Regions from separate parts of the Homo sapiens genome. Here region 1 is linked to region 2. The links are chromatin loops, found by intact Hi-C in ENCODE. Cell type or tissue: MCF 10A. All regions are shown on one strand. Links, peaks and the distances in the headings refer to the core of each region. The heading gives the core; the rest is flanking DNA.

The links. Peaks named below come from ENCODE experiments on the same cell type or tissue, not always from the same donor. Only the 100,000 strongest peaks of a DNase experiment are listed, where the experiment ranks them.
Region 1: a loop joins it to region 2, with 5 times the contacts of the local background. A loop is called at or near these places in 5 of 110 quality-filtered maps.

Annotation. Positions count from the first base shown.
Region 1 is chr6:3,820,455-3,829,505 of GRCh38, reverse strand. No RefSeq gene overlaps it. Among named protein-coding and RNA genes, the nearest start is that of FAM50B, 24 kb to the left of the region's middle. In MCF 10A, for the core only: a CTCF peak has its summit at 3,871; DNase peaks (open chromatin) are centred at 3,345 and 3,845.
Region 2 is chr6:3,987,227-3,996,277 of GRCh38, reverse strand. No RefSeq gene overlaps it. Among named protein-coding and RNA genes, the nearest start is that of PRP4K, 30 kb to the left of the region's middle. RefSeq lists an enhancer at 5,032-5,531. In MCF 10A, for the core only: a CTCF peak has its summit at 5,254 (motif pointing right); a DNase peak (open chromatin) is centred at 5,277.

The DNA.
Region 1 (9,051 bases), core at 570-8,569, 170 kb after region 2:
GATTCCTGGGGTGGTTCAAGCATGCACTGTGTGGGTTGGAGCAATAAGACACGAACCCAGATGTCTACAGAACAAGACAGTGAAGACTAAGTGTTATGCTGCACGGTCGCTGAGCCCATGGCGGAAGCTTCATATTTGTCAAGTGAATAAATGGCTGCAGATATGAAAGACTATAGTGCAGTTTTGGTGAATATGCCAGGGAGATGGAGAGTCAAGCAATAAACTTATCTGTTCAGAATCTTCTCCAAACAGCACATCTCATACAGCTTTCTTCCTTTACTATTTAATCTTTAATATAATACCCATTATCTGCTAATAATAGTAGACCCTACTTCGGATCCTTAAAGGAAGCTTGCACAAAAACTTCTCAAATAAGTGGATAAATGAGAAAGAAAAGGCAAAACTGCAGTCCCATTGGTGAATTACTTCAAATTTGTCATGAAACCTGGGTTTATTTTTATCTTTCTTTTAGACTCAACCGTAGTTTTGTCCATTCTATGTAGCCCTTAAAAAAATAAACACCATAGTATGGTGGTTCCTCAAAAAATTAGAAATAGAATTACCATACAGTTTCAGCAATTCCACTTCTGGGTATATATCCAAAATAACTGAACGCAAGGACTCAACCAGGTATTTACCCACCCATGTTCACGGCAGCATATTCACAACAGCCAAAAGGTGGAAGCAATGCAAGCGTCCATCCACAGATGAATAGATAAGCAAAATGAGGTTCAGCTGCACAATGGAATATTATTCAGTCTTAAAAAGAAAGGACACTCTGACACGTGCGACAACATGGATGAACCTTGAGGACATTATGCTCAGTGAAATAAGCGAGTCACAAAAGGACAAATTTTGTATGATTCTACTTACATGAGGTGCCTAGAGTAACCAAATTGACAGAGACAGAGAGTAAAAGGGTAGTTACCAAGGGTTAGAGGAGTGGGGGATGGGAGTTATTATTTAATTGGGACAGAGTTTCAGTTTGGGAAGATGAGAAAGTTCTGGAGACGGATGGGGGTGATGGTTGCACAACAATGTAAATGAACTTAATACCACTGAAGTGTACACTTAAAAACAGTTAAGATGATAAATTTCATTATGGGTATTTTGCCATAATACAAAATAGGTATAAAACATACACTTGTGAATTTCAGTTTCTCATTTAAAGTCAAAATTAAACACAGATTACTTCCCTGAGAGGATATGGAACAGCTATCAGGGAAGCAGATGGAATGGGAAGATGAAACTCAGAGTTCACTAAGCTAATTGGCCAATTGAGGGGGGACCCATAGTACTTTAAGGTAAGCTACTGTCTGACCTCTGCAACCCTCCAGGCCAATAAACACCTCCTCCCTTTAGTTAGACAAATGCTGGGAGAATCAGAATTCAATTTTCACAAACTTTTTCAAAATATTATTTAAAGAAGATGCAGAAAAGCCAGTTAAATGTGGGTAAGGCTGGCCTAACCAACGTTTTTAGAAAACACTTAGCATTACTTGGTCAAAGCAACATCGCAGCCCAAGAAGACCAGCGTATGAAGTGATAACATCTATAGTTGCAGAGGTCTGTTCTGGGACCAGCCAGGGATGCAGACCCCAACCTGGGACACAGATGAACCAGGAGTGTTAAATAGTAATATTTGCATGAATGCACAGTTAGATAGTGTATATATTGAGTTGTATATTTTCTTTTTTCTCTTTTTTTGAGATGGAGTCTCACTCTGTTGCCCAGGCTGGAGTGCAGTGGCTGATCTCAGCTCACTGCAACCTCTGCTGCCTGGGCTCAAGCAATTCTCCTGCCTCAGCCTCCCGATTACCTGGGATTACAGGCACCTGCTACCATGCCCGGCTGATGTTTTTTTTTGAGACAGAGTCTTGCTCTGTTGGCCAGATTGGAGTGCAGTGGTGCGATCTCGGTTCACTGCAACCTCCACCTCACGGGCGCAAGCAATTCTCCTGCCTCAGCTCCTCTCAGTAGCTGGGATTACAGGCGTGCGCCACCATGCCCAGCTAATTTTTGCATTTTTAGTAGAGATGGGGTTTTACCATGTTGGCCAGGCTGGTCTCGAACTCTTGACCTCAGGTAATCCACCCGCCTCAGCTTCCCAAGGTGTTGGGATTACAGGTGTGAGCCACCGTGCCCGTTCAATTTTTGTAGTTTTAGTAGAGACGGGGTGTTACCATCTTGGCCAGGCTGGTCTTGAAATCCTGACCTCATGATCCACCCGCCTTGGACTCCCTAAGTGCTGGGATTACAGGCGTGAGCCACCATGCCTGGCCAGTTGTATATTTTCATTAGTGTGGCTCTAATAAACATAAATGTCTAATCTTATCATGCCGAACATGATTATACTAAAATACACAGGGAGTTTCTGAAACACATACATGCTTTTTAATAATGAATCTGCTTATTATCGTGTTATTCTCTTAGATCACACAGCACACAAACACTCACAGTCGTTCAGAATCCTTGCCATCAATCTGGGTTCTGACCTTAGCTAGCTGTCCGACCTCAGGCAAGATACCTCCTGGGACCTGAATGTCCTCATCTGTAAAACTGCAACAACTCTATCTACCTGGCAGCATTGTTGTGAAGATGAAATGAGTTAGTGCAAGTAAAGTCCTTTTTAAAGCTGGGTCTATCACATAGTAAGTGCTCAATAAATTTAGCAATATGTGTTTGTGAGCAGGTAAGAGCAGTATCTGGATAGCTCCTGTCTCTGACCCACCCGATCCCTTCCTCGTATTTACAAGTCATTGATATTTTAGTTTCAAATTCATGTGTCCAAATTCTTTGTTAGACTTTTCCTTTCCTATTAGCCCTTTCACTCCAGAGCAAGGATGGTAAGACGCTCAGGGAAAGGTTGTGATGTGATCACAGATTGCTGTCTACATTCACACTCAGCTAGGGTTACTTGCAGGAGAAACCTGCCCCTAAGCACACAGTCCACGTGTGCCAGGGGTGGACGCACACAAGGGCCCTGCTGCCACCATGGCTGGGACCTTGCCCGCCTTGGGCACAGGCAGGGCCCAGCTTTTCAGATGAGATCACCAGTGTCTGACCCAGGAGCCAAGTGCTCAGGCCAAAAGACTCCAAATTAAGCCAGCTGAGGTGCTTTCTTTTGAGATGGGAGAACATGTGTTCCATTCTTAAGGGGAGAAAGCAACTCAGGACTTCATGTTTTCATTGTACTTGGCTCTCACTGCCTCTAACTCCAGGCGTTTGTGGAACAGGGAAATGAGCTCCGAGTCAAATGATAAAGCTGATATGATTCATGTGTCTTTCAGGAGGAAAGAGACAGGAAACGGAGGCCTGGCTGCCTGGGCTGTGACGTTGCCCCTCTGGCATGCTGTCCGGGCCTGGAAAAATGCAGCTGGCACTGCCTTGAGGATTCGGAGCAGACAGGAGTTATGTGGTTGCTTGGCCAACTCCCGAGTACAATAAACTTAATCTTGGAAGTCTTACTCTCGAGGGTGAGGAAAGGGTGAAATGTCGGTATGTAGACTCTGTCGCCAAGAAGCACAGGAGAAATGAAAGAAGAAACAAATCCCTTCAGTTAAAATGCCAGTGGAAAAACACTTCTGAAAAACAAACACCGAGAAGCACAATGTGTTTTTATGTGCTTGAGATTTTTTAAAAACGAGTTTTGGAAAATAGTCTCTTGATGTTTACATAGTTCCCCGTGAATAAAGGGCAACTGGGAATTTGGACTGGCCTGGCTCTCAAGTAGGGGTCCGCAACCTGCAGCCCGAGGGCCCGTCGGTCGCTGCTGGCTTCTTTCTATGAATGCTGCCCTACTGAACACAGCCGCGCCCCTCCGTGACCTGTGCCTGCGGCTGCTCTCATACTACCACGACAGAGCGGTGGGGGGCGTTGCAGCACTCACCTCACAGCACACATACATCAAAATAGTTACTGTCTGATCCTTTACAGAAAAAGTTGACTGATCCTTGGTCTAAAACAGGAGAGGGAAGTACTCACTCACCTCAGTGCCCATTTCATGCAGAGCTGCAAGAGCTCTCTGCCCTACCACAGTGCGGCCACCTAATTGTCTCTCCTTGGCAGAACACATGCTTGGCTGGCGGCTGTGGGGAGGGCAATCTGGCTAAATAATGCATCAGCAGGGCTGCCTCTGTTCTTAGTTTTCCTGCAGACTTTGCTGGGTCATGCAGCTAGGTTAGATTTCAGAGGGTCCTGCAGAACCACACTGACTTCTAGTTCCCTGTCTCCTTGTCTGTAGGCCCTGTGAGTGCAGGGCAAGGCCAGCTCATTTTTGCATCTAATTTGTACCATAGAATCGGTGCTGAATAAATGTTTTTTTTTTTTTTGAGACAGAGTTTCGCTCTTGTTGCCCAGGCTGGAGTGAAGTGGCACCATCTGGACTCACTGAAACCTCCACCTCCCAGGTTCAAGCGATTCTCCTGCCTCTGCCTCCCAAGTAGACAGGATTACAGGCATGCACTACCATGCCTGGCTAATTTTTGTATTTTTAGTAGAGATGGGGTTTTACCATGTTGGCCAGGCTGGCCTCAAACTCCTAACCTCAGGTGATCCACCCGCCTCAGCCTCCTAAAGTGCTAGGATTACAGGCTGAGCCACTGTGCCTGGCCATTAAATGTGATTTTAAATAATAAACAAGTGCACACACACTAGATTACATTTTCAGAATTACCAAGTGAGTGGGAGTCTCAACCCCATCTGTTGAGACCTTATCCCACGCAGACTGTCCAGAACCTCAACCCAGCAGGGTTCGACCCAGATATGAGGGTTGCAGGGCAGCTACAAAGGTAGCCCCTCTTCAAGCCAATATACGTATTTTTACATTAGTCCACATTATTTAGTGGGAAGAAATAAATTTTCTTTTAGTAAAACTTGGTAAAAGATATATCTTTTACCATATATCATACCAAGATACCATATATCTTCCTTTCCATCAAGGGCTTTATCAGCACGTTGAATACAACAGAACATCTCAACGTGCTGAGTTTGGAATTGGCTTTCAGTTCACAGTTTTTCTATCACTTGTGACTAGATTATGATTCAGTCATTCACACCAAGAATTGAAATAACAATCTAATTCAACATTGATTTAATAATTATTAATTGTTCTTCCTGGCCTTCATTACCCTAAAAACATGTTGCTGTTGTTGTTGTTTTTTTCTGGAGGCCTTATTCTCTTGAGTTTTCTTTTGCAATTTTCTGAACACAACAATTTCTTGGTTACATGTTAAATACTTTGAAATTTATGCAATAAAACAAAACCGCGCAGTCCCAGGAAACATCCCTCTACAGCGCATTACTTGGTTTCGGAATCTCGTTGACCATGGGGTCAGCTTCAGCAGGCTGGTTTCAAGTTTGGTGTCGGGAACCCAGGGGCCGCCCCCTTCAATATTTCCCCAACTAAGAAAGGTGAGCACAGGCAAGGGGATCTGTCTTGCTTCCTCTTCAAGGCTTGACTACTATGGTTGGTATAGGACAGGCTTATATTTAGCCATTTATCTAATGAGTTGTATGTGGAAACCTGAATTCATCAACATCCCGGTTGTGATGGATTCCAGTAAGGTTCGAGCACATCCATATTCCTGGTGCAAGACAAGTCTCCTGAGTGTCCCGCCTCCTAATCCCGCTTAGCTGCCTCACTTCCTTCCTTCACAAAGATTGAGTCAATTTACAATCTTAGAGCAACAGATCACCACAGAACAATAATGATAGTAATGATGGCTCCCATCAGACCGTGAGCTCCATCAATAGGGATATCTGTCTCTTTTGTTTGCTCACTGCTAACACCACACTCCAGGGCCCAGTCCAGCACTGCTACGGCCAAGGGAAGTAGAGTCTGGCTAGCAAACCATCAGGTTGCAATAGACAGGCACTCAATAAATACTTGCCAAATGAATGAATTTGCTGAAAGCTTACTGTGGGTAAAGTTCTTTCTGTGTCATTTCATTTAACCCTCGTGACCATTACTGTGAGCAAAGCATTGCTGTATCCATTTAACAGGTGAAAAATTGAGGCTCTGTGTGCAGTTAATTGACTTGACCACATACATTCAGCTGGTGTAAGGGGCACCCAGTTGGACTCAGGCCTACTTGGCGTCACAACCTTTACTCTTTCCACAATGCAACTCAGTCCCTGGGGCCATGCAGTTGGCTCTATTAGGGAATGAATCCTGGTATTCAGACCGGTCAGGCATGGAACATGCCTGTGCAGTTACTGGCTCACCACAAAATATTAATTACCACAGGGGAATAGGTTAAAGGCTATTTGTAGGGTAGCAGGAAGCCTAATCTATTGCCAGCTGCAGATAAAGACCAGCCAGAACTCTAGCATATCACTGGCAATGAGGAGTGGCTTTGTTTGACTCTGTGTGGGCAGGTTTTGTCGGATAGCAAGAGCACCCGGGCTGGTATTGCAGAAAGCAGTGTATAAGGATTCTGTAATCCTACTCTTAATTTGTCTAGTCAAATGCAGGTTTTATAACAGATGGGCTCTGGCTTACGGTCCATGGCCAGACAGGGAGAACTATGTATCACATGTAATGTAGTCCCGTGTGTGAGCGCTCCAGGTCACATAGCACCAGGTCACATGTGCTTCAGGTCAGCATGGCTAAATATGAAAGGACACACACCCAGCTCGGCGCGGTGGCTCCCATGCCTGTAATCCCAGCACTGTGGGAGGCCGAGGCGGGAGGATCACCTGAGGTCGGGAGTTCGAGACCAGCCTGGCCAACATGCTGAAACCCCTTCTCTACTAAAAATACAAAAATTAGCCAGGCGTGATAGCGGGTGCCTCTAATCCCAGCTACTTGGGAGGCTGAGGCAGGAGAATCGCTTGAACCTGGGCGGCAGAGGTTGCGGTGAGCTGAGATCACGCCATTGCACTCTAGCCTGGGCAACAAGAGCAAAATTCCATCTCAAAAAAAAAAAAAGACAAGACAAGACAAGACAAGACACACACCCTACCCCTAGCAGCCAGCACCAGCCAGCTCCGGGCAACATACCTTAAAGCAGAATTCAAAGGTCACTAACATCAGAATCACTGCTGGGGGCTAAGGGCTATTAACAATGAAGACCCTAATCCAGACCCTCTGGGGATGGGTGGCAGGAATCCTGTCTTATTTACAAGCTCCCCAGGTGGTTCTTCTGCATACTAAACCATAAGAACCACTGTTCATGGACTTGGGTAGAAAGAGGAGGTTCATTTTTCACTTTTAGATGTATGCAATATTTGGTGCTTTGTAATTTAAAGAGTATAGGTCTGGGGGAAGAAAGGAAGGAAGAGAGCAGAAAAGAAAGAGACGGTATTGTGAGAAGACTCTGTGTGGGGTGCTGGGGTACAGAAGCCACATCCCCTGGACTCTGGATGGTCCCGTTGGAATTGTCTGTCTCTTTGTCCACCTTCACCTGTTTTCCTGCCACACTCTCTGTGCCACTCTCATAGGGCCACACCACCCAGCAAACACCACAACACCCTCCTCTGCCCTCCCCATCCTCCTGGATGCTGGAATTGTCTTTCCCAAGAGACAGACAATCCACATTTCATGAGCAGCAGAGCAGTCAAACCTCCCGAGAATTGCATACAAAGTTGCCTTTTTAATATGAACAAATAAATCCCCAGTCTTACTAGTCTCTGGTTGATGTGGCATGGAGTTTATTCAGTATACTCCATTATATAATAAAGCACACTCCATTTTTTTGTTTGCTTATTTATTTATTTATTCATTTTCCGAGACGGAGTCTTGCTGCCCCCCAGGCTGGAGTGCAGTGGCGCGATCTCGGCTCACTGCAACCTCTACCTCCCAGGTTCAAGTGATTCCCCTGTCTCAGACTCTCCAGTAGCTGGGATTACAGGCATGCACCACCAGGCCCAACTAAATTTTGTATTTTAGTAGAGATGGGGTTTCACCATATTGGCCAGCCTGGTCTCGAACTCCCGACCTCATGATCCACCTGCCTTGGCCTCCCAAAGTGCTGGGATTACAGGTGTGAGCCACCGTGCCCAGCCTGCTTTTATTTTTTTTTAAATGACATTCTCTCACCTCAAAACACAGAAAGAGTACCTTCTGAAGAAGACATTAAATTCTAAAATACTTAGGTTTTCACCGTTTGAGTCTTTAAAACGAAGCCATTCTGGCCCCGGCTTCACGGCAGGGCAGCGGTAGGTAATAATAACACTAAACCCTCTAAACCCTCATGGAAAACGGCAGGGTCTCGCATTTACCAGAAGGGATCGCTTCCCATGCAGGGTTTTCACACTGGCGACCGTGAATCCCAGACATCAGCTGCTCTCAACTTCTCCGCAACTGGCTGCTCAGGTCTACGGATGCCCTATTTATGGATAATAGCTCCCATTTATGGGGTCTCTAACCTGAGCCAGGTACTTGGCGGACAACCCCACAAAGGTAGCCTGAAGACTCTATTCACAGGTGAGGAAGTCGAGGCTGAGGGAGGCTCAGCCCTGTGACCGACCACATAGCTGTGATCAGCCCTTCGTGCCTCCTCCCTGTGCCCTGCTTTGCTGGGAGCACAGGCGTTGGCCGTTACCAGTCACTGCTCTCCGGCAGTCTTCTGGCTGGCTCCACGTGCACTGAAGGGGTTAACACAGCTCACTTACTAGGGGTCTGGCACAGTCTTTGCAGATGTGGTGAGAGCTGGCTGCATGGCTGGGGTCCTTTCCAAAGAGCCAGGACTCATCGTTCACAGCAGGGGCCCTCAGCCCCGGCTGCACGTGGGAATCAGCAAGGGAACATTTAGAAATCCCACCCCTGGTCACACCCAGACCAATTAAGTCAGAATTCCTGGGAATGGGGGCAAGACATCAGCATCTTATGACACTCCAGAGGCCGTTTCAACACAACCAAGGCTGAGCCCCGCTGTTCCGTGCTTCAGTCAGCCCCCCTCCACCCTTGCTACTCCCAGTGTTGTTCATGGACCTCAGAAGGGCATCACCTGGGCACCTGTGAGAAAGGCAGACTCTCAGGCCAGCCCACTATGTGCAGTCAGAATCCACACCAACAAGGCCCCTGGGTGATTCACTTGAACAGTAAGA
Region 2 (9,051 bases), core at 511-8,510:
TTTTACAATAAAAGGCTCATACTATACATACATACAACTTGTTCTGGTATATATTTTGAATCTTCATAATAGCATTTGTAGATATGCTTTATTTTTTGTAGTTTTGTTTTTTTCTTTAGCCATCCTTGCAAATACTATGTATTTTGCTTCCTTAAATCAGTATTTCAGTAGGAAAAATTCTTAGAAATTAAACTGTGAGGGCAAGCAATTGTGAACATTTACATTTTAATAAGTACCAACAAATTACCTTAAAACGTGTACCGATGGATACTCTTAGTAAAATGTAAGAGAGTGATTCACTACATTCTTACTAGCTCAGGCATTATCAATTTTTTTTTATTTTAAATTACTGCCTAAGAAATACAGTCATATATCTTGTTCTTTTATTTTAAATTTCTATTTGAGAAGTTATGCACTTTTGTTTGTTTGTTTTTTGAGACAGAGTCTTACTCTGTCATCCAGGCTGGAGTGCAGTGGCACAATCTCAGCTCACTGCAACCTCTACCTCTCAGGTTCAGGTGATTCTCGTGCCTCAGCCTCCCGAGTAGCTGGGATTACAGGCGCCTGCCACCACGCCTGGCTGAGTTTTGTATTTTCAGTAGAGATGGGGTTTCACCGTGTTGGACCAGCTGGTTTGGAATTCCTGACCTCAGGTGATCCCCCCACTCAGCCTCCCAAAGTGCTGGGATTGCAGGCGTGAGCCACCATGCCTAGCCAGTTACACACTTTTTAATGTGATTATTAATCACCATTATTTCTACTTATTCAAGCTGACTGTTCACATATTTTACTCTTTTTAAAGCATGCATTTTAAATAAATTGATAATAAATGTTTTTGTCAAATATTGCACGTCTTCTCCCCTACATTTATTGAATGCTTACTGCATGCTAGGCTCTGTGCTAAATACTTTACATACATTATTCCATTTAATCCTCACATTAATTTTGGGGAATGTGTTATTTTCATGTTCACACAAGGAAAATGGGTTCAGAGAGGTTAAGGAATTTGCCCAAATTTACAGTTAGTTTATTTTTATTTTTATTTTGAGACAGGGTATGTCTCTATCACCCAGGCTGGAGTGCAGTGGCACGATCCCAGCTCAGTGCAAACTCCGCCTCCTAGGTTCAAGCAATTCTAGTGCCTCAGCCTCCTGAGTGGATGGGACTGTAGGTGCCTGCCACCATACCCAGCTAATTTTTTGTAGAGGCAGGGTTTCACCATGTTGCCCAGGCCTGGTCTTGAATTCCTGAGCTCAAGTGATCTGCCCGCCTCAGCCTCCCAAAGTGCTGGGATTACAGCCACGAGCCACTGTGCCCGCTCCACAGTTTTAGAAGTGGCATTCAAACAGAGCTCAATCACAATAAAAGGCACATCACAAACTATGATAATCCCCCACCTCTTGGATTGTCTTTTATCTCTTAACTTTGTGGAGGGTTTTTGCTTTGATTTTGTTTGTTATGTTATAATGAAGTTTTAAATTGTTAATCATTCCATATGGTGTCTAGGTTTTCCGCCATGATTATAAAGCCCTTCCCTAGCCCCATGTGATACAATTTTCTTTCTTATAATACTTTTATATTTCATTTCTTTTTAAGTCTTTGGTATATCTGACAGCAATTTATGTATGATTCAGATGTATATTTTTTTCCCCAAAGGTCCCAACACCTTTACTGAATAATCTTTTTCCCATAATTTGAGATGACACCTTTATCATACACTTATATGCCCTGTATATTTGAGTCTATATCTGGACTCCCTTCTGGTATAAAGAAGTGCAGTTGACTTTTGTATAACGACCTTATACCTGTCCACCTTGTTAAACCCTCTTACTATTTCTAATATCATGTCTACAGATTCTGATTTTCTGTTAAAATGGTTAATAATTCTGTCTCTCTCTCTTTTTTTTTTTTTTTGACATGGAATTTTGCTCTTATTGCCCAGGCTGGAGTGCAGTGGTACAGTCTTGGCTCACTGCAACCTCTGCCTCCTGGGCTCAAGTGGTTCTCCTGCCTCAGCCTCCCAAGTAGCTGGGATTACAGGCGCCTGCCACTACACCTGGCTAATTTTTGTATTTTTAGTAGAGATGAGGTTTCACCATGTTGGCCAGTCTGGTCTTGAACTCCTGACCTCAGGTGACCCGCCTGTCTCAGCCTCCCAAAGTGCTAGGATCACAGGCGTGAGCCACCGCGCCTGGCCCTTAACATGGTTAATAATTCTCTGATAAAGATTGTTCTAGTCTTTTTCAATCCTTTCTCATCCTTTTGATTCAACTTATTTTTCTTATGTGCTATTGAAGTCCTTCAAGTCTATGTTGTTTTTTTTTATTTCTAAAAATAAAACCAAGAATACCAGAAAACCCTAAGGCTGAAGTAACTGAAAACCAAACTCAAAAATTGATCTGTAGGGTTATTCAGTTACTCTGTTGGTTAGTCACCAGGTCGTGTAAGTGCAAGTCCTAATCAGGAAAAACCAAGACTTTGTGAATTAGGATGGGGACACTCCAGAGGATTCGGAGACCTCCTTGACTCCATGGAGTACTCTGAACTCAATGCCTTGAGCCTCCTCTGCTTGTCAAAGCCTTTCCTTCCTCTTAATCCTCCCGAGGGTGTTTTCCTCCTGACACCAAATGTGTGATGTCCGTTCTAACACCAGCCATTTCTCCAGTTCTCTAGACATCAACCGGATGTCCAATAATTCAATTAAATTCTGATACTGTCTGCCTGCGTTAGCATCCACCCCTACAAGTTAAAGGCTCAGTCCCACAATACTTCCCTACTTCAGATGTCAGCTGTAAATGGGGTGCCCAGGTGATCCACATTTCTGCCCAGGTGACTACAAATTTGGGGGTTCCCATGGCCCCTTCCCCTCAGTTTCTATAATTTGCTAGAATGCCTCACAGAACTCAGCAAAGCCCTGAAGCACTGATTATTCTCATTTTATTATAAAAGATAACAGCTCAGGCCTGGCACGGTGGCTCACACCTATAGTCTCAGTAACTTGGGAGGTTGAGGTGGGAGTATTAGAGCAGGTAGTTAGACGTGAGCAGGGCAGAAGAGGGTCCTTCCACCACCAGGAATGTTAGGCAACCATCAGGTGATGGTCAGGTGGTTGTTAACTGTCTCTTTAAAATAATAATTGGTTGCAGCCAGTGCTAGGGAAAGGCAGTCTCCCAACAGATAGAAAACACCTGAAACTGGTGACTAGCAGCTTCCCAATATGATCTCAGGAGTTGGGTGAGTGGGCTCAAGCATGTGCACTCAAAGGCAAAATGGCAGAGTTTAACGGGTATATGACCTTCCTCTAGGAACATTCAACTTGTAGGAAAGAACGCCTCAATGTGCATTTGTTCAACTTCAGTAAACACACTGTGCATTGGCCCCCTCCTAAGTGCTGGCAGGCCACCGCACATGCAGAATACCAGCATATGAAACCCCAAGTCAGAGGTCAAACTGGGCACTTGAACTCCTCAAGACTCCTGCTTGGCTATCTTCCAAGTGTACCTTACATTCTTTGATTCCTGCTTTAAAACTTTTTAATAAACTTTCACGCCTGCTCTAAAACTTACCTCCATCTCTCTCTCTGCCTTATGCCCTTCAGTCGAACGAATTCTTTCTCCTAAGGAGGCAAGAATTGAGGTTGCTGCAGACTCGTGGATTTGCCACTGCTAACAGGAGGATTACTTGAGCCCAGGAGTTTGCGTCTCCAGTGAGCTATGATGTTATCACTGCACTCCAGCCTGGGCAACAGAGTAGGACCCTGTCTCAAAAAAAAAAAAAAAAAAAAAAAAAAAAAGATACTGCTGAGGAACTGCCAAATGGAAAAAATGCAGAAGAGAAGATATAGGGAGAGGGGCAGAGAGCTTTTACGCCCTCTGTGGGTGCACCAGCCCTCAGTACCTCCAAGTTTTCAACCCGGAAGCTCTCCAAACCCTGTTCTTTAGGAGTTTTTATGGAGGATTTGTTGTGTGGACTTGGATCGATTAAGTTATTGGCCATTGGTGATTAACTCAACTTTCCGTCCCAAGAGATTGGGAGTGGGGCTAGAAGTTCCAGCCTCTAAAGATGCCTAGGTCTTTTATCAATCCACCCTCATCCTGAGGCCATCCAGGCAACCCCAGGCACCAGTCAGCTCATTATCATACAGAAGATAATCTTATCACACGGGAGATTCCAAGGGTTTTAGAAGCCATGTACCTGGAACTGGCACAAAGACCAAATATGTTTTCTTGTGCTTTACCTCTCTTTTAAAAACATGTAACTCCTTGTTATGGGTTGAATTGTGTCCCCTGCTTCACGAATTTCATATGTTGGAGTCTTGACCCCCAGCACCTCAGAATTGTTGATGAAAAGAGTCAAACTCTGTAAAATATTTGAAGAGATTTATTCTGAGCCAAATATGAGTGACCAATGCCCATGACACAGCCCTCACGAGATCCTGAGAACATGTGCCCAGGGTGGTTGGGGAATAGCCTAGTTTTATACATTTTAGGGAGACATGAGACATCAATCAAATACATGTAAGATATACATTGATTTGGTCTGGAAAGGTGTCACAACTCAAAGATGGAGGGTGAGGGGCAGTTCCAGGTCATAGGTAGATTTTAAAATTTTCTGATAGGCAATTGGTTAAAAGAGTTATCAATAGAATGTCTGGGTTTCGATAGGGGTTGTGGAGACCAACTTTTAAATTATGCAAATGAAGCCTCCAGATAGCATGCCTCAGAGAGAATAGACTAAATGTTTCTTATTAGACATAAGTTCTGTGTTGATGTTAAATGCTGGTTGGCTCTTTCTGAATTCCATAAGTGGGGATGGTATAACGAGCCATGTCTGACCCCCCCATTTCCATCATGGCCTGAACCAGTTTTTCCGGTTAACTTTGGAATGCTCTGGCAGAGAGGAGGAGTCCATTCAGATGGCTGACGGATCTTAAGATTTTATTTTTGGTTTACAGAATATAGCCTTATTTAGGGATAAGGTCTGTAAAGAGGGAATCAAGTTAAAATGAGTTCATTATGTAACTGAGTACTCTCATTTTTCAGTTTATTTTTTAATTATTTTCTCCTCTCCCCTTTCCCCCGGCTTATGCCCCCAAAGCATGCCTGCCTCAGAACCTTCACCCTCTAGGAGGGGTTGCCTTGGAACTCCCACCCACCAGGAGGGCATGTCAAAAGCACGCCCACTTGGCCACTTTTATAACTTCTGCCCAGGAAGGCACCAACTCAGCTACCCAGTAGTTAAGGCACTGGGCCAGCAGGGGGACCCCTCGCCCTTGCTCACTCCTTCCCCGGCCTTGGATAAGTGCCTACTTTCTGCTCTGGGAGCAAAACGTCACATGTAAAGGCAGGACTAACGTTCACGACTCTTCCCCAAGCTAGCTTCGGAAGAAACCGCTTTCTTTATGCCAGACCTCGCTCTTGTTAATTGGACTACGCAGGCAGCAAGCAACTAACCCTCTGTTTGGTGACGGTTATGGATGGGCGCCCTAATCCGGTATGACTGCTGTGCTTATAGAAAGGAGAAACTGTCCAGGCGCGGTGGCTCACGTCTGCAATCCCAGCACTTTGGGAGGCACAGGCAGGCGGATCATGAGGTCAGGAGATAAGACCATCCTGGCCAACATGGTGAAACCCTGTCTCTACTAAAAATACAAAAATTAGCTGGGCGTGGTGGCGCGTGCCTGTAGTCCCAGCTACTCGGGATGCTGAGGCAGGAGAATCGCTTGAACCAGGGAGTCAGAGCTTGCAGTGAGCCAAAATCGCGCCACTGCACTCCAGCCCGGTGACAGAGCGAGACTCCGTCTGAAAAAAAAAAAAAAAAAGGAGAAACTTGTACATGGAGATATGCGTAAATGTACAGGGACACAGGAAGAAAATGGCTTTCTACAAGCCAAGGACAGAGGCCTGAAACGGATCCTTGCCTCACAGCCCCCAGAAAGAGCCCACCCTGCCCCAACACCTTGATCTTTGATTCCCAGCCTTCAGAACTGTGAAACAATACATTTCTGTTGTTTAAGCCACTTGGTTACGGCAGCTATAAGAAATTGATACACTTTTTTTTTTTTTTTTTTTTTTTGAGATGGAGTCTCACTCTGTCAGCCGGGCTCTGGAGTGCAGTGGCACGATCTCGTCTCACTGCAACCTCTGCCTCCCTGGTTCAAGCAATTCTCCTGCCTCAGCCTCCCGAGTAGCTGGGATTACAGGCGCCTGCCACTACCGCCAGCTAATTTTTTGTATTTTTAGTAGAGATGGGGTTTCACCATGTTGGCCAGGCTGGTCTTGAACTCCTGATCTTATGATTCGCCCTCCTTGGCCTCCCAAAGTGCTGGGATTGCAGGAGTGAGCCACTGCGCCTGGCCCTAATACACTTTTTTATATGAGGAAGTTACATTGTAAGAGCAAGTAAATATTCCTCTATACATCCCCAACCACTTCCACTGTATATAGACCAGTAGCTAGAGTTAAATCCCTGTATGCCCCAAGGGAAATTACAGATTTAACACAAGAGAAGGCTTACACATCAAAAGACTTGTAAGACTTTGATAATTTATGTCTTCTCTTCCCTGAGATAATTCTTCCAAAGCTTAGCATTCACTGGCTTTTGTTTATCATGCTCATGTCCACTGCCATTTTTTGATGTACTTAATTCATAGGTCCCTTGTTGGCTCTTTAGTCCTCATTATTCATTTGAAAGCTTCTGGACTACCATAAGGCTATCTATGAGATGTTGGTATAGCGCCCTGAACATCTCTCTTATCTTACTTAGTACACTTGTATGACTTTAACTTGTATTTTCCCCACTAGGCCCTGTTTTGTGTGAGGATTCCCAGTGTCTAGCACAATGCCTGGTACATACCATGTGTTTAATACCTAGTTCTTAAAGGAAGAAGGAAGAGAGGAAGAGGAAGGAAATTCTATCCAATAAATGCTATCTAGGAACAATGTGGATTTATCTTTCTCTTTAGTTACTTAGGAGCTACATTAGTATCCTTAGAACTTGTGCTGGAGAGATTAGTGTTGGCAGTTTATTATTTCGTTACCCTTCGAAACTGCATGGGTAATAACAGACTGTGGATAGTCTCACATGCTGTCTCCAAATACTTTCTCCCTAAAACTAGAGCATATCCTCTTAAACACTGGCCTTGTTCGCCACCACCATGGCCCAGAAGCAGGCCCAATAATCCTGGGGAGTGTTCCTGACTGGAACTCTGGGTCAGAAAGGATAAAGATGACTTAATCTCGCAATCCCACTTTCTACTCGGTTCTGATACTCTTGATGTACACATGTTCCTCTGCTAGGTGCTTTTCATTTTTTTGAGGGCCTTCAGTCTTCTGTTCAAGTGTGCATGGTGCTTCTAAGCCTTCTCACTTAGTTTTGAAATTAGCATTCTACTCAGAATAGATAAATGCTGCCAACTTGCAGTTCTTTTGCTTGGCCCAGATTCCCTTATAGTTTGCAGGTAATTTTCAGGGTCTTCAGTATGAGATTATTTTCATTTCCTAGTTTCAACACAGATGGTTTTCTCTTTACTTTTGGTTCATTTCCGTGCATTTTGGGGAAAGGAGATAGATAAATGTGCACTTTTCAGCTACCTTTCTGGACAATATTAGCATTTCCCCTTTACTTCTGAATATCCTTTGGACTCTCCTATATTGGAAAAAGAGGGTGATTTATGACTATTTTAATGGAAAACAAAAATAAATCTATAGACAAGTTGTTAGATATATTAAGAGTTTAACAAGGTGAATATTATAACAGCTATACCTTCACCCAGCTACCCTTGCTGGGCTCTAACTCGCTGTCTCTTTCTCTTGTTATTGTTGTTGTTTTCCCCCATGGGTGAGTTCTTTATGGCAGTCTCCACCATTTCCTCATAATCATTTTCCTTTTGATTTCTATATTCTGACATCCAGTTCCCATCATACTGCGGCAGCTGATCTCTCAAAATAAATTCATTGATTTTTTTTTTTATAATTGCAGTTACATTTTTTCTCCTTTACTTTCCTTGCACACAGGACTGTATTTGATGCTGTTAATTAACCCTTCTTTAAAACTTTGTTTTTTGTTTACTTCTGTTTCTTTACTGACTGTGTACAGTAATCAGAAAAATCAGAAAAAGACCTGATTTTCTCTAAATCAGGCCTTTTTCCCTCAAGGATCTTTGTGGCCATTTCCCCTGGTTTTCCTTGAGGAGAAAACTATCTCTCTACATCTCCCTCTTAACCCAACTTCCACTCCGCTATTTTAATAGTCTACTGGATGCTACGGTGAACAATTTAAAAGACAGAAGGACTGGGTGACAAACGTGAGGGAATTTGGACTGATGTCTGCATGTCTGGCTTGAGTAACAGTAGGGACAGCAGTGCTGTTTCACATATACAAGGAACATGAGGGAGAAAAGGGCTCAAGAGGATCATTTTGATTACAACAAACAGGAACAATGGAAACCACCTGACACCAGTCCCAAACCACCAGTGACATTAGTCCAACCACTTTAAGAGAGTCTGAACTAGGTAGAAAGGCAAACTGATAGAGGCTCTCGGGAAAGGAGTAACTACTGAGAAGTCAGCAAGAGAAAAAGTAACTTGACAACACTGTTTTCAAACCATTGCAGCTACCTGAAAAGATCCCCTTTCCTGCTCTGGGAGGCTGTTCCATCTTCAGCATCAGCACTTTATCACAGAAGGCCTAAGCAGGGGAGAATGTTGCCACAGAAGCCAAAGAGGGAAAGTCTTAGTGAAGAGTCAAGAAAGAAAAGTCTTGGAGAAATACTTTTCGGTATGGCAGTGAGGAGTGTGGTGGCCTTCTTGAGAGCACTCTCACTGCCTTGGTGATAGGGGTCATTTTGCAGCATGTTGGCTGCAGAGAAGGCAACCTAAAGAAGGCATTCATGAAATGCAGCCTGCTTCTTGAACGAATCTGGATGAAAGGCAGGAGAATGCATGGCAGCTGGAGGAAAGCCAGGATGCAGGAGGGCATTCCTTAGGGCAGTAAAGTGGACGTACATGCGGGGTTAGAGAGCAACCCAGAAGCAGGAAGCATGAGCCAGAG